2 separate regions of the Homo sapiens genome follow, and region 1 is linked to region 2. Evidence: chromatin contacts called from ENCODE Hi-C or POLR2A ChIA-PET data. All regions are on one chromosome and are shown on one strand. Each heading gives the region's core, a stretch centred on a gene start or an enhancer-like site at or near the end of the contact. The rest is flanking DNA. Distances are from core to core; before and after follow the strand shown. Region 1 holds the start of YAP1-DT (YAP1 divergent transcript). Region 2 overlaps YAP1 (Yes1 associated transcriptional regulator).

Region 1 (3,811 bases), core at 432-2,931, 47 kb after region 2:
CAAAGGCTTGTGTTAAAACCTCGGTACTGTAAAGCGCAACTCAGTTCCTGCGCAACGTACAGATGTGGCTAATTCAAAAGCGTTTCAGCCGACTGTAAATAATAGTCTACAACTGGGAAACCAACACGCGACCTACTAAGTTTGATAAGAGCAAGCCGGCCCAAGTTCCAACACACAAGGGAAGAGCAGGGGTGAAAGAACTCCATAAACAACTTCCAGGAAAGTCTGGGCAGGGGAAGCCCGAAACCTGTATTCCGAAATCGCCTGAGCCGCGAGGAAAATAAATGCTTACGGGAGGGGGAGGGGAAACGGGAGGGGGGAAGGAAAGAAAGAGCAAAAAACTAAATGGACCGGTTCTACCCCCACCTCTAATCAACACTGGAAAACAAGAGAACAATTATTTGACTCCCCCAGGAGACTGAAGTGGACCGAGAGGCCGCAAAGGAAAGGGGCCCAGGGCTCAACTTCACAAACTCGGCCGCCGCTGGCAACACACCCACACACAAATGCCAGAGGCCCCCCTCCCCCTTTCCCAGCCCGGCCCGGCGGGAGCGAAGGTGCGGAGCGCGCGGAGGCGCGCGCATTGTGCAAGCCCACCGCGGCCCAGGCCCGACTTTTCCCCACCCCCTTCCTTCCTCCCCACCCCTCCTCCACTCCCGCCAACCTCTCGGGAACCCCGGGAAGAAAGAAAGGAAGAAGGAGGGAAAGCACGCCCCCCGGGGCTGCAACCGCAGAGAGAAACTCAGAAGGGAAAAACAAATCTCAGCCCCGGACTCTGGGAGGAGTGGGGAGCTGGTCACCGCGGCGGAGTGGACGACTCCAGTTCCACTTCGCCTCGGGACCCCCACCCCAGCTAGAGTTCCCGCAACCCCCCTCCCCTGACCAGAGCTGGCGGCCGCGGCTCCCGAGCGCCCCCCCGGTCTGAGGCCCGCCCGACGGGGAAACGGGGAGAGGGGCAACGAGGTTACCTGTCGGGAGTGGGATTTGGGCTCCGGCGGCTTGAAGAAGGAGTCGGGCAGCTTCCGGAGCCTCATGGGCACGGTCTGGGGCACGTTGGCCGTCTTGGGGTTCATGACGGCGTTGAAGAGCGCCTCCAGGTCGGTCTCCGAGTCCCCGCGGACGTGCACGATCTGATGCCCGGCGGGGGGTGCCTGCGGCGCCGCCTGGGTCGCCGCGGGTGCCGGTTGCCCGGGTCCGGACGGCGGGCCCTGCCCCTGCGGGGGCTGCGAAGGCGGCTGCCCTTGGCCCTGGGGGGCCGGTTGAGGCGGCGGCTGCTGCCCGGGATCCATGGCTTCTGCCTCCCCCGACGCGCACCCCCTGACCCAGGCGAGCGAGGGCTACGCCCGGACGCCCCGGCTCCACGGGCCGAGGTGGAGAAGCGGCGACGGCTGCGGGCCGGGCGGCGCTGTCCTCGCTCTCAGGGCCGGGGGGCTGCGCCGCGGCCCCGCATCCCCCGCCCCGGCGCCTCCGCCCCCGCCCTGCGCCCCGGCTCCACTGGTCTGGCGGCTGCGCCTCGGGAGGGGCTGCGAGGCACTCGGACCTGCGGCGCCTGAGAACTTTTTCCCTCCAACTCCCTTGACGGAGGCCGGACAGCTCGTTGCCTTTCCCCGCCTCCCCTTTCTCTTTATTTCCTTTTCTTGTTCCTTCCTTCCTCCCTTTCTTTTCCCTGGCGGCGGCTGCGCCCGACTGAGACAGAAACTCGCCTCAAACGCCAAAACTAAAGTTAGGAGAAGCGCCCGCCCGCGCCGCCGCGGCCCCGCCTCCTCTCGGCTCTTCCTTCCTCTGCGCGCCCGCCCGCACCGCGGCCCGGCCGGCAGCGCAGGGAAACTTTTCGCTGCAAGTTGCTACATTCCTGCACACTCCCGGCCCGCGGCGCCTCTCCCGGCCGCACGTGACCCGCTCGCCCTGGCCCGGTCCGCCCTTCGCCCGCGCTCAGCCGGGCAGGGGCCCGAAGCGTGCCCCGTATTCTGCCCCGCGAACCGCAAACGATGGGTCCAATCCGGGTCCGAACTGTGGTGTCTGCGGAGAACGCGGGCGCCCTTGGCTGCAGGAAGTTCTTCCGCTCCGCTCGGCCCCTTTTCCCCGCCCGTGCTCGGGAAAGGCGCTTCCAGTTCGCCTGGACCTGCGAAAGGGCCAAGGCCGAAAGAAGTGGAGAGAGGATGTGCGAACCCACCTCCTCCTCCTCGCGTTACCCCGGCTTGACCGAGCGGAGCGCCTGTGCGAGCTTAAAGCCGCGAGGATAGATTGGAGTTAAAATAGATACCGTGAGCCGGCATTGATGTTAATAAAGATCCATTGTTTTCAGCATTAACTTTATTTTGTAATTGTTTCACTTATCTGTTAGTCTGCAAAAACTCACTTGAGAGGGGTAAACGGTTACTGTAATTGAAGCTTTGAGACCAGGTCTGTAACTCAGTGTAACTTATTAAAAGAAACAAAAACACTACATTTTCCAAATAGTGAAATCACATCAACTTTTTTAGTACTCGAATTTGCAATAGTCACTGGAAGCCGCAACCCAAAAAATTAGTGCGTCTTCAGGTACAAGCATTCATGCCTCTGTACCTGTCTTTCATCCTCAAGGAGCTGGGTCCCTACCCCTGCTATCCCTGTGCCTGGCCCAACGGTGGACTCCGTTAATGTGGACTGAATAAGAAATGAATGGGCAAGGAGGTCATCCCAGGCACCTGATGTACAAGGAGCCCTTCTGGAAGCCACTCAAAAACAATAGAAATGTTTTTTAAGTCATACACTCTGGGTTTTTTTTTTTTAAAGCATCCTTGTTGAGATATAATTTATATACCATACAGTTTTTGCAATAGTTGTACATATTAGTATATTTAAGCAATTCACTGTTTTTTTAAATATATTCATAGGATTGTGCAACATCAGTCTAATTTTAAATGCACAAGCCCATTCTAAGGAAATCTGGCTTTCTTGTTTTAATGATTTTGTCTACAATGCTAGTGAAACAAAGGTATAAGTAGGATTAAGCAAGGAAAAAGTCCGTGAGCAAAAAGGTAATTTCTTCCTTCAGCCAGAACATGCCCAGGAGAATTCTGAAGGATCTGTATCACTTGGTGTGGTAGGGCTCGGCCAAAGGAGCAGGCCTCAGACACTCAAAATTCTAACAGAAGATTCCAATCAACTACTCTGAACCCCCAGTTTCCTGTCTGAAAAAAAGGATCAGAGTAAATGACACCCATGACTAGTTCTTGGATTTGTTCCCACTCCTAAATGTCAAGTGCATTTAACGACAGACTTGCAGGTTCTGGAGTTACAGAGTTTTGAGTTCAGGTCCCAGTTCTGCCATTTACTAGCTGTGAGGTTTTGGACAAGTTATTTATTTCCTGTTCTTTAATATTAGCATCAGGGGTAATAACACCTACCTCATAGTTGTTGGGGCATTAAATGAGTCAATGGATATAAAGTACTTAGCCCAGTTTGGGACGTGCAGTGAGTTCCACATCAATGTCAGTTGTCATTGTTGTCCCATGTTCACAGATTATTTCACAGGTAGTAACATAGCCTCTCCTTGCAGCAGCCCTCTCTTTCTAAGCACAGCCTCAGGGACCCTGTTGGTAGTCCCTTCCTCTCTTATCCAATAATCAGTCCACACAAACAAAACCTTTGGGCAGAAACTATGCATTAAAAACTTTACCTGAAAGAAAACTTTAGGAACCAAAGTGGGCCGGGTGCGGTGGTTCATGCCTGTAGTCCCAGCACTTTGGGAGGCCAAGGCAGGGGAATCACCTGAGGTCAGAAGTTCGAGACCAGTCTGGCCAAAATGGTGATACCCTGTCTCTACAAA
Region 2 (3,604 bases), core at 258-2,757:
TTTTATTTTCAAATGCTGAATCTATAACCCTTATTTAAGGAACACTGAACAACATAATCAAAATGGGCTTTATAGTAATGAAAACACTGATGACTTTCTTATACCTATCTTCAAAGTTTAGGATTATAATTTTATAATGCTAATTTGTGAAAGCACTAGTAGGAGGTTAGTGCTCATGTAGGTTAGTAAAATAAATAACTAAAAATAATATACTAAGAAAGAGATTAACATTGATACTGGTACTGTGATAAGGTTTGGAAACTTCAAAGAATGGATACTATCAATTCTTTCATACCCCTGCTATTCAAGAGTGTGGGCCTTGGGCCAGCAGCACTGAGCACACCCAGGAGCTAGTTAAAACTGCAGAAACTCAGGCTCCACCCAACCCACTGATGAAGAATCTATAGTTTAATGAGATCCTCTGTATGTTCGTTGAAGTTTGAGAAGCACTGCCTTAGATACTACTTTGAGATTTGATCACCTACAACATTGTTTTAAGAACGACATATGCCTGGAGGGTAAATATTTTGTGTCCATGATAAAGCAAAAACCACTAATCTGAGGAGTTAAGCAACCTCTGAAACTCTCAATTTGTAAAATGATTCCATCTTGGTTAAAATCTAGAACTAGTATCAGTAGAATGAAACTGTTTTTAAACTTAAACCTAACTATATTGTATCTTTTGTCCTCTTTTCTTAATCCATTTTTGAAAATATGTTTCTTCTAAACTAAAAAACTTGTAAAACCGATTTTTCACAAAATCCCAGGAGTGTAATCTTAAATCGTTTGTACCTGTGCACAGCTACCTAACAAACTGGTTCCTTCCAAGTCTGCTAAGATTTCGTGATGTCAGATGGCACAAATTAGGCGTTAGGAATTTAATATAATCTACAAACGTTATAAATAGAAGCTTTTTATGGACACTCCAAATACCATAATTAGAAACTTTTTTAAAAATGCAGCTGTCAAGTGTTTAAGCCCCTAACACACCTTTAAGACTGTCTTCATTGTGTTGTAAGGGGAAAAGAGAAAAAAACCCAAACATGCACTTTTGATGATAGTGACCTGCTCAGACACTGAATTTTTTCTGATAAAAGTGAACAAAGATAACATGACAAAAATGTGCTTTATGTGCCCAAAAGAGACATCAGGACAACCAAGTCACCCACTTCCCTGAAGAAAAGTGAGAAAACTTGAACTTAAATATATGTAAGACCTCACAAAGCCTAGTATCTAATGAGAAATCAAATGACCAACTAAACAATCTTTTTTTATTAAGAAAAATTGACTTTTAGTAAACAATAAAACTGGAAAACCAGGAATAATACAAAACGGTGTGAAGAATGTTTTAAGCTTTTAATATTGTTGTCAGGCCCTCAAAATACTATGATGGCAGTACTGGGAGTGGGCAGTCAGCCCAGATTTACTGCTCACTTATCAGGCCCATGTTTGTTGTGCAAGTGTTATAGAGTCACATGCTAGAGGCTGTTCCCAAACTAGCTAAACCTACACGCTTAACTGACTCTAGGAACAATGATACATTGTTCAATCTAATCCTTCCATGAGCCACAGTTCCTAAACCACAACTATAGGCTTTTTATATTTGTATATGTCCATGGTGGACTATTTCTAGAACCTCAAAAATTCAGTGATTATGCATATACTATATTTCCTTGACATGCATGAGAAGACGTAAACATTTTGCCTCTATGATAATATGGTTTCTGCACTACAGGATATCAGAATCTTAAATTGAAATTTAAATAATTAAGCTATCACTGAAGGCTGTTAATGAGTTAAAATTATGAACAAGTATGAGCAGAAATACATAAAAGCAAACATGACCATTTATTATAAGTCTACAAACTGTACACCACACTATAATCTGACCCTATAGCTTTAGGTTTGATAAAATTAACATTTGCCCGCAAGCATGAAACCAATTTAAACACAACTTAAACATGTTGACAAAAAAAGTGACATGCTGACATGTTTATATATAATACATCTCCCCTGGGAAATGATTATTCCCTAAGGAAAGGGTGAGGATGGACCAGCCATGAGAATAATGCCAAAGCTCAAGTGGAGGCTTCCTGAAGCAAGCACAGTTCTCTCAATCTTGATCCCAAATGGCGTGTACCTGAAGTTACGTTCAGCAAAATTGAACATCTTTTCCTAATGCCATAGTGACTGAGAATATTCCTCCCAAAAGTTCAAAAATTGTATTTGTCCTGATTTCATGATATAGAAAACAACAGATGTCATTAGAGTATGAACTGAAAACAAAGACTAGAATTCCAATGATAAGGTCCACCTAGCTCTTTTCGTAATAATCACCTTACAGGGAAAAGGCAAAAAAAGAGAAATGGCAGAACTAAAAATAAAGAAATATTTTAAAACAGCCCTGAGAAATTTTAGTTACAGAAAGTCTGCTGTAAGTGTTTTTCAAAATGTGGTTCCCAAACAACCTGCATCAAAATTAGCAGGGCAGACTTATTAGCACCTGGGTATTTTTATGAATAACAACAGTTATTTCAGGAAAATAATTGACCTAGCAATTTTACATGTTCTTTCATAATCTCAGATCTTTACATACAGTAAGACATTTATTTACCCAAAAGAGCCAAAATAGCAATTCAACCTCTTCAAAAGATGGTTGGTGGTTTTCTCATATTCTACTGTTTTGCTTAAACTGACATTCCTGAACAAATACTATTTTAAATGGAACTACTACATGTCAGATGTCAAAAAGAAGTGAACTTTCTTATATAGGTTACAGACATTGGCAGTATTATCTTTTCATTTTATAATTGTCAGTCTAGGCACAGAATAAAAAAAAAACTGTGAAGATGAAACAAATGTGATGGGTACCAACTCTGACCTCATTTGTCATGACATGACTTAGGAGTAATGCCCTCAACCAAGGACCAGGAAGGAAGACAGGTTTAGGCAGTCAAACAAAGTTATAATCAGTGTTCTGTGGCCACATCAGACACCAGTGGCTTCCAAATAAGGATCTGTTCAGTCGGCTGGCTCATACGACTACAGTGAGGGAATCTAGTTACAAATCTGGAACCACATTCACTGTATATTTATGGTGACATTCAAATTTTCAACTGTTAACAACATAACAGGGCTTCGGCCACCCAAAATATTATTACAACACAAGTCTAACAGCGAGGGAAACATTTCCCAAAGGGTAAATCACCAGGAAAAGAGTCAGGAAAATCCACACTAAACGCTTCTTAGCAAAGTGGGCAAATGGTCTTCATCAAAATAAAGTGTATATGGAACTTGTAACGTAAACTGCTGACACCACCCACTCCTCCTCCAGCCATTTTGATGAAAATAATACAAACAGTCAAGGAACCTTCTGTGTTCTTTACCACTTACTTTTAACAAGTTTGGTAACACTACAGAATGTCTTCAATCATCTACAAAGATTCATATTGTAAGTTAGCAAAATAACTTGGGGAGGGGCCCCAAAACATAAAACAATTTAACTGTTACATATTCTATACGTAATGTATGTCAAATAATGAGATGGTTTCCATACAAATAGATACTAAGCACAGAGTCTTACCTAGTCTTAACTACTCATTAA

The links. Hi-C counts contacts between places; a loop is a spot of excess contacts on that map. ChIA-PET counts read pairs that join two places held with the same protein, here RNA polymerase II (POLR2A). Pooled maps may share reads with other maps.
Region 1: a loop to region 2 is called in a map of gastrocnemius medialis, with 3 times the contacts of the local background. The contact joins the promoter of YAP1-DT here to the enhancer-like site in region 2. A Hi-C loop is called at or near these places in 24 of 168 maps with a recorded cell type or tissue (Caco-2, Calu3, HepG2 and 13 more) and 17 of 50 pooled maps. POLR2A ChIA-PET finds 5 or more read pairs at or near these places in 8 of 52 experiments (AG04450, BJ, MCF 10A and 4 more).

What each region holds. Positions count from the first base shown.
Region 1 is chr11:102,108,327-102,112,137 of GRCh38, reverse strand. It overlaps YAP1-DT (YAP1 divergent transcript), which reads left to right and starts at 1,681. Exons shown (of 1, transcript NR_198976.1): 1 at 1,681-2,311. YAP1 (Yes1 associated transcriptional regulator) reads right to left here and starts at 1,691. Exons shown (of 9, transcript NM_001130145.3): 1 at 969-1,691. The coding sequence starts at 1,289. RefSeq lists silencers at 1,779-1,908, 1,919-1,968.
Region 2 is chr11:102,155,279-102,158,882 of GRCh38, reverse strand. All of the region lies in intron 2 of YAP1 (Yes1 associated transcriptional regulator), which reads right to left. Among named protein-coding and RNA genes, the nearest start is that of YAP1-DT, 47 kb to the right of the region's middle. Within about 2 kb of position 1,507, at least 9 of the 41 ENCODE cell types and tissues checked have a DNase peak (open chromatin) inside an H3K27ac peak, as active enhancers do; they include PC-9, ascending aorta, gastrocnemius medialis and 2 more, where a contact is called at or near this core.